Regions from separate parts of the Homo sapiens genome. Here region 2 is linked to region 1. A link is a loop called in an ENCODE intact Hi-C map of the cell type or tissue named here. Cell type or tissue: gastrocnemius medialis. All regions are shown on one strand. Links, peaks and the distances in the headings refer to the core of each region. The heading gives the core; the rest is flanking DNA.

Region 1 (5,252 bases), core at 694-4,693:
TAGTAAACAGGGGTTCCAAGGCTTTTGCCACCTGCATGCCTAAGAAGGTTTGGTTTTGGCATGGGAACCTGAGCTGAACCTTGGGGGACAAGTGGGTTTTGTATTAAGAGGAAGAAGCAGAATGGCTAGAGGAGAGAGTTGGCTTAGCAAGTGCAAATCCTGACATTTTCCAGTTACATGACCTTGGGGAAATCACTTAACCTTTTAGGTTTATTTCCTTGTCTGTAAAATGCAGGCAAGAGTAATCTCTTCTTCATAGGGTACTTGGGGAAATTAAATGCTGCAATGTTTGTGGACAGGTAACACAGTACCTGAAATGACCATTAGTAAATATCATGTTGGGAGATGGTGAAGAGCAGGGCTGGAGTGAGGGGCTTAAGGAAGGTCACATGGAGGTGGGAATTCAGATTCAGAGGCCACCACAGCCAGCTTGTGGGGTGTGGCTCTTGTTCTGGAGCCTGGGTTGAGTTTTTTTGTGTTTACTGAGCAGCTAGTATGTGCAAGGCACATTCATTTAACCCCAGCGCTCCAAGAGACTAACTTCTGAGGCCCCTGCTGCAGGGAGCAGGGCTGTGGCAGGGGTAGATGGGAGCTTGGGAAGGGGTTGAGGGGGCTGGCCCAGGCTTCAGTGAAACCAGGTGTGAGGAGGTAAAGTGAGAATGAGGCTGATGGCTTGGGGTGGGTAGCAGTGAGGGCAGGTGCTTGGGCCAGGACTGGGATCCATGGGTGCTCCCATGGGCCTGCAGGGTAGACCCACTGGCAGGACTGACTAGGTCAATTTTAAGCCACAGGAGAAAGCCGGTGGGGGTGTTGGAGGAAGCAAGGGCTCCGTAAGGCCCTGACGGATAGAGTAACACAGGTGACATCACATCAGAAATGCCCCCTACCTGGCCCCAGACCAAGTCCCCAGAGTCTAAGGCCACGTGCAAAACTAGTATTTCATGAGGTTGACCAACAAGCTGCACCGCCTGCCGCATGAATCCCTGAGCTGCCAGGCTCAGGCCACTGCCCCCCAGCCCCCACCCCCATCCACCCCCTGGGAATCCCCACTTCTGTACAATCCTCCAGGCAAAGAGCGGCTCTGGCCTCCTCGGGCTCTGGAAACACCCTAGCGGGCATCGCTCCACTGGCTTCTCTGCCTGACTGCCCGCCCCTGCCCCTACCTCCTCCCCCGTCCCTCAGGCTGCACTCAGATGACGCCGTTCCTGGCTTCTGTCTAAACCTGGGTCAAGTTTAGACAAAGAGACTCCCTCATCCCCTTCCCAGCTTCGTTTTCCTCGGGATCACCTGTGACCTCCCATGTATTGTGTGATTGTAGATGACATCCGTCTCCCCTCCTGCAGTACTGAGGCCTTCCATCATCTCTTCTGTCCCCTTTGTATGGAAGCACCTAGAACAGGGCAGCACATGAGACCAGATGAATGAATGGATGAGCCAGTGAACAGGTGAATGTGTGGAGTTCAGTGGCCCGTCCAGATGACCAGGGCCGCATGGCTCACCCCAGAGATAAAGCCAGATGCACTGGAGCCCCCGGGTAGAAGCGAAGGTGGAGAGGAGCCAGCTGAGGACACCAGACCCCTCCCCTAGGAGAGGTCCCCAGTGGGGGAGGGAGGAGGGGAAGGAGGGGGAGCTGGACAGTCTTCTGAAGGAAGGGGTGAGGCACTGTGCCTCAGCTTTCAAAGGTCTGGCAGTTTCGAGGTGGTGGCAGTTTGGAAACTGGAAGCAAAAGCGATGTGGCCTCCAGTGAGTCCCCAGTCAAAGCCGGAGTCCTGCTGGCGCTGGGGCGGCAGCCAGCGGCGGGAGGCACAGTGTGATCTGTTCAATGGCTTCCTCTTTTCAGAGGCTGCTGGCTCACCCCGCGGGAATGAGGTGGCACTTCAGGACATGAGGCTTGGAGCTGGTGGCAGATTTCTTGGAACTGGCGGTGGGGAGATCTAAATTAAGAGCTTTCTATCACACCAAATAAATAGAAACTGAAATAGAGGACTGAAGGAATTAGGCAGAATGCCTTTATACACAACTTCTGAAAAATACCTAGAATGGTATTTATGCACTGAAGTCCCAAGGTATTTGCTGAAAACAATGACAGGTCTGTTTGACACAAAGGCACATGTTACAGAGAGCAAGCTTGTCTCTTTGAAAGTGCCTGCCACAGGAGCCCTGTAACCATACCAGCTGCTCGTTGTGGAGGCTGTCCTGGCAAGGCCAAGGGACCGGCCCCAGTCCTTCCTCTGGGAGGTAAGATGAGTCACCTCTGGCATGGAGGTGTCCTCCTGGTGGCTTCTTTTTGGGCACTCCTGAAACAGACCTGCTTTGCATTCACATGCACCCTCTCAGGCAGGGCCTGGCCAGAGGCAGGAAGGGGACTTCCTTGGTGTTTCGTAGCACAGGACCTGTTGTGGCAGGGACAGAGGTTCTGCTGGGAGTGGCCCCCAAGGAACCACTAAGAGGCTAATGCAATGACAGACTCGGCCTGTCTCTGGGCCAGAGACGCTGCAGAGAGCAGTGTCTCCTTTCCAGGATGGCAGAGAACCAGGCAAGGCCAGGCGGTGGCAAGGGAAGTGAGGACCCTAGCCAAAGAGCAATGGGAAGGAGCTCTCTCAGCAGAAATCATCCCAGCAGGGTTTGCTGAGTGCCTGAATCACCATTTCAAATGTGAAATGAGAAAGGTATCAAGCACCACCAGACCAGCACCACCAGACCAGCAGAACTCCAGGCTTTACCAGCTTTTCCAGGGAAGCAAAACAGCATTTGCCAATGACTGTGGTGTTAGTACTCCAACGATGGTTGATTTCAAGCTACCAGTGTCACCCCACTAAACACAGAGTTGGGAAGAGTTGCATTATACGGTATTTCCACCATACAGATACTATAGACCTCAATAATCCCAACATAATAAGTTGAGGTAATCAGGAGTACATTGGTTTTTGATATAAGTGTATACATGATTCAATTTTTTTTTTTGTTTTTTGAGACAGGGTCTCACTCTGTCCCCCAGGCTGGAGTGCAGTGGTGTGATTACAGCTCACTGTAGCCTCTCACACCCCAGACCTTCACCCATGCCCCAGAGAACAGCAAAACAGGTCCTTGCTAAGTACATGGTCCTACCTGCTAGAACCAGGAAACTTCAAGACAACTTAAAATACCCTGTGTATTGGTCCGTTCTCACGCTGCTATAAAGAACTACCTGAGACCGGCTAATTTATGAAGAAAAGAGGTTTAATTGACTCACAGATCCACAGGCTTAACAGGAAGCATGGCTGGGAGACTCAGGAAAATGTACAATCATGGAGGAAGGTGAAGGGGAAGCAAGCATGACTTACATGGGGGCAGGAGAGAGAGAGCCAAAGGGGAATGCCACACACTTCTAAACTATCAGATCTCATGAGGACTCACTATCATGAGATCAGCAAGGGGGAAATCCGCCCCCATGATCCAATCACCTCCCACCAGGCCCTTCCTCCTATTCGACGTGAGATTTGGGCAGGGACACGAATCCAAACCCTATCACCCTGCCAGCAATGTTCTAATTTATATTTCCTTGGTGATTGATTTTGAACAAATGTGGCTATCAAAATGCCTACAAACCATCTGGATACTTGCGAAGTGCCTATTCAAATCTCTTGCCTATTTCTAATATATTGTTATCTTTTTCTTACTGATTTGTAGTTATTTGTACATTCTGGAGGAGTCTTGTTGGAAGTGTGGATTACCAGCGTCTTCCACTTCATGGTTTGCCTTTTCACTCTCTCAACAGCAACTTAAGAGTTCTTAGTGCAGACCAAAATCCAGTTTATCAACATTTTATTCTTGGAGCTAGTGATTCCTTAAAATCTTTGCCTATTCCAGGGGCAGGAAGATTGTCTGTTTTCTTGTAGAAGCTGCATTATTTTGCTTTCCATATTGAGGACTGTGATCCATTGGGAATTGACATTTGTATATGCTGTGAGAGGTCAAGCTTCATTTATTTTCATATGGAGATCTTGTTTTTGTTTTTGTTTTGAGACAGGGTAACTCTGTCACCCAGGCTGGAGTGCAGTGGTGCAGTCTCGGCTCACTGCAACTTCTGCCTCTCAGGCTCAAGTGATCCTCCCACTTCAGCCTCCCAAGTAGCTGGGACCACAGGCATGTGCCACCGTGCCTAGCTAATTTTTGCATTTTTTGCAGATGGGGTTTCACTATGTTGTCCAGGCTTGTCTCAAACTCCTGAGCTCAAACAATCTGCCCACCTCAGCATCCCAAAGTGCTGGGATTTCAGATGTGAGCCACCAGGCCCTGGCCCCCAAATTATTCTTCTTAACATAGTTAAAAGTCTCTTTTTGCCATGATGGTTTATCAATCCGACTTGATTAATGGATGACTCATTAGGATTTTCTAGTTTACTATTGTTTAGTTTCTGCATTCTTGCTAATATTTATCTTTTTTCACCTTTAAAGGGAGAATAGGAAGAGACAGTATAAAGTGGAGGCAATGGGCTGGGCACAGTGCCTCATGCCTATAAATCCCTGCACTTTGGGAGGCCAAGGCAGGTGGATCACCTGAGGTCAGGAGTTCCAGACCAGCCTGGTCAACGTGATAAAACCGTGTCTCTACTAAAAATATAAAAATTAGCCAGGTGTACTGGTGTGCATTTGTAATCCCAGCTACTCAGGAGGCTGAGGCAGAAGAATCGCTTGAACCTAGGAGGTGGAGGTTTCAGTGAGTGGAGATCATGCCACTGCACTCCAGCCTGGGCGACAGAGCTAGACTCCGTCTCAAAAAAAAAAAAAAAGTAGAGGCGATGATGGAACAAATGGTAACAGTTCTCACCCTAAGCCAGGGAGTCTGGACTACACACCTCCACTACAATGAGCCTTGCCTGGCCACACCGATGCTCCAGGGCATATCCCTAGTGAGCCCACCACAGGGCCCTGATCCTCAACCCAAACTGGATAGGAAAGGTTGACTCAAAGCTGCTCAGTCCGATAATTTGGGAAAGCCAAAAGGTGAAATGATCCATTGCTATAGAATCACAATATTCCTGAAGTCAATTCAGGGAGATCTCAGGAACAAAGCTGTTATTTTCCAAAACGACTTTGAGGTGATCTGATTTCTTCTTGCTCTTTTCACCACTGGATCGTGTTCCAATCCAGGCCACACTGAGGAAGTGGACTTCCTAACTAACGGCGGCTTTCCTACTGTACTATCCTACTCTTTCTTGTGCAATTTCCAGGCCCTTAATCTTAGTGACAGTTAGTTGTTAGCTCCGGTTA
Region 2 (5,252 bases), core at 829-4,828, 130 kb before region 1:
CCTTTAAAACAGTTTTCTCATTCATTCCTAGATTCTAAAACCTTTTCCAAATCCTCAGAGCCATTACAGCTTGGGCAGAACAGAAAAGGAAGGAACTCAACGAAGTACAGCATCTTTTCAGGCAGAGAGTTCAATGCGCGTCAATCAGATGACCACTGCTGCCTGGTCAGACCTGCTGGGTTTGAGGGTGGAGGGGGTGGGAGAGAAAGAGTGGGAGGAGGAGGGAGAGAGAGAGAAGGAGGTTGTGCCAGTACCTCCAGGCTTAAAAAATCTAAAGAGACACCTCAATCAATCACAATGAATGGGAACTTTTTTGGATCCTGATTCGAACAACTTGTTTAAAAAATTACAGGACAATCGGGGAAATGGAGCACTGACTGGATTTTGGTGATATTCAAGAATAATTGTTATAGTAAGGTCCTTTCTTTCTTTCTTTCTTTTTTTTTTTTTGACAGAGTCTTCCTTTGTCACTCAGACTGGAGAGCAGTGTTGCAATCACGGCTCACTGCAGCCTCAATCTCCTGGGCTCAAGCCATCCTCCAGCCTCAGTCTCTCCAGTAGCTGGGACTACAGGCGCAGCCACAATGCCAGGCTAATTTTTGTATTTTTTGTAGAGACTGGGTCTCTCTGTGTTGCCCAGGCTGGTCTCAAACTCCTGGGCTCAGGTGATCCTTCCTCCAGGGTCTCCCAAAGGGCTGAGATTATGGGTGTGAGCCGCCACGTCCAGCCTGTATTCTTTTTTTTTTTTTTTTTGAGATGGAGTTTCGCTCTTGTTGCCCAGGCTGGAGTACAATGGAGCAATCTTGGCTCACTGCAACCTCCACCTCCCAGGTTCAAGCGATTCTCCTGCCTCAGCCTCCCAAGTAGCTGGGATTATAGGTGCCTACCACCACACCCAGCTAATTTTTGTATTTTTACTAGAGACGGGGTTTCACCATGTTGGACCAGACTGGTCTCCAACTCCTGTCCTCAGGTGATCCGCCTGCCTCTGTCCCGTGTTCTTTTTTGAATAGTTTTTATCTTTTAGGAATTCTAATGGAAATGACAGGATGTCTGGCATTTACTTCAAAATAATCTGAGTTGGAAAGTAGGTGGGATTATAGATGGAATAAGACTGGCCAAAAAGCTAATAACACATGTAGAGTCTGAGGGATGAGGACATGACGTTCATGATCAAATTCTCTCTAACTTGATGTCTGTTTGAAATTTTCCATAACAATTTTTAAACAACAACCAGGAAAAACAAATATTGTGACAAACGAACAATAAGACAGGAAGAAAAAGCCGGATTTTGTGTGTGTTCCATTTCCTACTAGGCAACTCCTCAGGTATATTGAGAAGAAATAAACTTGTATTTTAAGGTAAATAAAAGGAATGAGAAACAGGAAAAGGGAGAAGCCCAGTGCTTTTATTTTCCCAAATAACGCTAATATCACTGCACATTTGCATAACGTTTTATGGTTTCAAAGTACTTTTATCTCATTTGCTCTTGGAAGAAGCCTGGTAAGCATATTTGCTGTCATATATGACATGTGATAATATGTCTTGATTATGTTGTTTTTGCATTAAAAAAACTATTTGCTTTAAACCCCTGAAAATATTTCCTTATTAGTCTCTTAGTTATGCTTAAGGATTTATTTCCTGTCCTAGCTTTTGGATGGAAAACTCAGCCTGAATGTCTATTTACAATATTAGAATGCTTAAATGTTCCCCTCTCATGGTTTGGTGCAATTTTATTTTCCTTTTTAGCTCCTATTTGAGGGAATGTACAGGGGTGGGGGAAACCCCTTTTTTATTTCCTTTGAGTCTACCCAGCTGTTTTATTTTGCGTTTGCTTATTTCCCATCCTTCCAGAGTGTGAAGCCATCAGAAGTGTTCTGTTCTTTTTAATACTTTATCAGCATGTCATTTATTAGCCACATTATTCTTTATCTCTTTCCTGTGAAAGCTTTTAAAGTAGAAATTGATGAAGCCATGTCTTTTGTTACTTACATATTATGCCATCAACATTTACAAGTACATTATAAGATTTAAACATAATATCCTAACTTAATGATCCAATTTTTCTTTTCCTTTTTTTCTTTTCTTTTCTTTTTTTTTTTTTTTGGCAACTCAGGTTCCAGGATTCTACCCTGAGCACAGGAAACAACTAGAGTCCATCCCCCACCGCGCCTCCGCACTACTCCCCGGGTATTAAAAATTCTGAGCCAGTCACAGACCTTTAACAAGGTCAAGAGCACTAAATGCCTTATCTTTATGAGGGCAACACATTCCTAAATTGACATGAAAGACCTGGCTGTGTTTGGCCGGCACTGGTGTTTATGGAGACACAACTGCCATTCAAGCATGCGAGGAATGATACGTCATACCAAGACCGTCCTACAAGGATCCCTAAGCAGTGCATGGATGGTGGAGAAGGGAGTTGCCCCAGGGTGAAGGCTTCCCTGGGCTCTGACAGGGGTTACTGGATGACTCTGCAAATATTAAATATAGCTGCATGAATCACACTACAAAATTCCAGGCCTGAAATCTGGTGTCAGGCATAACAATTTGTTCTCCCTCCCTTGCTCATGAATAGCAAAGAATCAATTGAAGAAATTTTGGTCTGTTTAGAGAGCACTCGTGTTTTGTTCCTCCCTCTGGAACACACGTTCTGCATTTGACATGACACATGCTTCTCAAGTGTTATTTTGTGTTTATTAATCTTTGAACTGAATTGCCAGTCCTTCAACTAGAAAGACATTTTCCCAGAACCCTCCTGACTCATGCTAAGGGTACACAACAGCTGATAAACTCCAGTGACCTCAGAGGAGACAGATGGGCCATGTGGCTTCTAACACCCACGTGGCTGTCTGGACCATGGATGACAGCATAGCCCAGGTTAAGCTGGTTGGCAGAAATGCTCAGGACTTTTCCACATTTACCAAGCTGAAAATAGTGGTTATGTCACCTGCTCTTCCATTCTGTCACATCACTTTCCGTATTATCACCTTCTTTACCACTATCCCTCCTTCCTTGCGTGCGTCCGTGCATAGTTTTCCTTATAATTACAAAATAATATGTGCTCATTGTAATAGTAACAAGAGCTAACATTTATTGATTGCTTATATGGTGAACTCTGCTAAAAGCTTAAAAGTATGAATTCGTTCATCTTCAGCAATTCTGTGGGATAGGTATTTTGATCTCCATGTTGCAAATAAGAAAAGCTTGACCATGAAGGGCTCAGAAAGTTTATCACCCAACCATCCTTTCTGAAAATATTTCCTTCGGGGGGGAAAAAGTAATTCAAGAAAGATAATTAAATTCAAAACATGAAAAAGTGGTAACAAATATAAATAAACTGATAAAATTTATACTGAGATCTTAAGATTAAGACATTTAAGAAACTATTTTAAAGAGAAAGAGAAATGTAGAAAGAATTTTATTGCTCAATTGGAACTGAAATTTTAGATTATTCCTACAAAGCATGAGATGTTTAAGATCTTATCTTATTCCAGAGGGAAAAATTATGGATACTGATTCATTCTAAATGTTTATGGAGAAAGATGTTTAAAAGGTCTTATTAAATTAAAGGCCATCTCCTCTAAACTGCCAAGGTCATCGAAACAAAGAAACTGTCATAGCCAACAAGAACCTAAGGGAGACAGGAGGCTGATGTCGTGTGGTATGTTGACACAGATTGTAAAATTTTGACAAAAACCTGGGAAATGTGCATAAACTACAGATTTTAGCTAATAAAATGTGTCACTATTGGTTCATTAATTTTGGCAAGCATACCATATCCATGGAAGCTATGAATACTAAAGGAAACTGGGTGTACTAGGTGTAGAGTAAACAGAAACTCTCTGTACTGCCTACAGCACTTTCCTTTTTCTTTTTAGAATCTAAGTCCTAAAAACATTACTCTAAAGTAAAAATATTTATTCTAAATAATTCTAAGTTAATTCTAATTTAAAATTAATTTATTCTAAAATATAAAGTTTATTTTTAAAAATAGGAGCAACCTCATAGGGCTGTCGTAAGGATTAAATGAGATCATCAATATAAAAAGGTCTGCATAGGGGCTGGAACATAGCAGGTGTTCAAGGAACATGAGCCTTTACCTGAAAATAGACAAATAGGAAGAAAGCCCAGCTCCGTGGGGTGCACCTGTAGTCTCAGCTACTCTGGAGGCTGACGGAGTAGGATCCCTTGAGGCCAGGAGTTCAAAGGCCAACCTGGGCAACATAGCAAGATCCCATCTCTAAAAAAAAAAAAAAAGAAAAAAAAAGAAATAGTACGTATAACTTTTCAAACAACCAGAAGAGAGTTTTAAAAAAAGAAAATTCAGTGTATAAAAAAAAAATCCTAGGAAATAAGAAAGTAAAAGAAATAATAAAGAGAACAATGTAATAAAAAACATAAAATATCAGAAATCAGTAACTATATTAAATGTGAATGGGTTCAACTCACTATTTATTTATTTATTTATGACAGGGTCTCACTCTGTCACCCAGACTGTAGTGCAGAGGCACAATCATGGCTCACTGCAGCCTCGACCTCCCAAGCTCAGGTGACCCTCCCGCCTGTCACCTGAGTAGCTGGGACTACAGGCATGTGCCACCACGCCCAGTTAATCTTTGTATTTTTGGTAGAGACGGGGTTTCGCCATGTTGTCCAGGCTGCTCTCGAACACCTGGGCTTAAGCCATCCACACACCTCAGCCTCCCAAAGTGCTGGGGTTACAGGTGTGAGCCACCACACTCAGCCTCAACTCTGTTAAAGGGAAACATTTCACACCCCTTAAGACGTCTACTATAAAAAATAAAAATAAAACCAAAAACTCCACAAAAATAACAAATGTTGGCAGAATGTGAAGTAATTAGAACGCTTGTGCACAGTTGATGGGAAAGTAAAATGGTGAAGCCACTATTGAAAACAGTATGGCAGTCCCTGGAAAAATTAAACAGAATTACTATGAGATCCAGTAACTCAACTTCTGGGTATATACCTCAAAGATTTGCAAGCAAGATCTTGAAGGGATATTTACATATCTATGTCCATTGTAGCATTGTTCACGAGAGCCAAAAGGTAGAAGCAAATAAATGGATAAACAAAATATAAGGCAGGCGAGGTGACTCATGCCTGTAATCTCAGCACTTTGGGAGGCCAAGGTGGGAGGATCACTTGAGCCCAGGCATTGGAGACCAGCCTGGGCAACATAGCGAGACCTGGAATTTACAAAAATATTTAAAAATTAGCCAGGCCTGATG

Evidence for each region. Hi-C counts contacts between places; a loop is a spot of excess contacts. Peaks named below come from ENCODE experiments on the same cell type or tissue, not always from the same donor. Only the 100,000 strongest peaks of a DNase experiment are listed, where the experiment ranks them.
Region 2: it touches region 1 in a loop (5-fold over the local background); 1 of 110 quality-filtered maps calls a loop at or near these places.

The regions. Positions count from the first base shown.
Region 1 is chr21:37,204,792-37,210,043 of GRCh38, reverse strand. It overlaps DSCR9 (Down syndrome critical region 9), which reads right to left and starts at 1,541. Exons shown (of 3, transcript NR_026719.2): 1 at 1,500-1,541; 2 at 1,288-1,390. RefSeq lists enhancers at 1,553-1,742, 2,041-2,877. In gastrocnemius medialis, for the core only: no CTCF peak of the experiment used is centred there; DNase peaks (open chromatin) are centred at 1,843 and 2,343; H3K4me3 peaks cover 1,690 bases; H3K27ac peaks cover 4,000 bases.
Region 2 is chr21:37,336,319-37,341,570 of GRCh38, reverse strand. It overlaps LOC124905019 (a long non-coding RNA gene), which reads left to right. Exons shown (of 2, transcript XR_007067861.1): 2 at 32-166. Among named protein-coding and RNA genes, the nearest start is that of DYRK1A, 28 kb to the left of the region's middle. In gastrocnemius medialis, for the core only: no CTCF peak of the experiment used is centred there; DNase peaks (open chromatin) are centred at 2,420, 2,830 and 4,139; H3K4me3 peaks cover 790 bases; H3K27ac peaks cover 3,149 bases.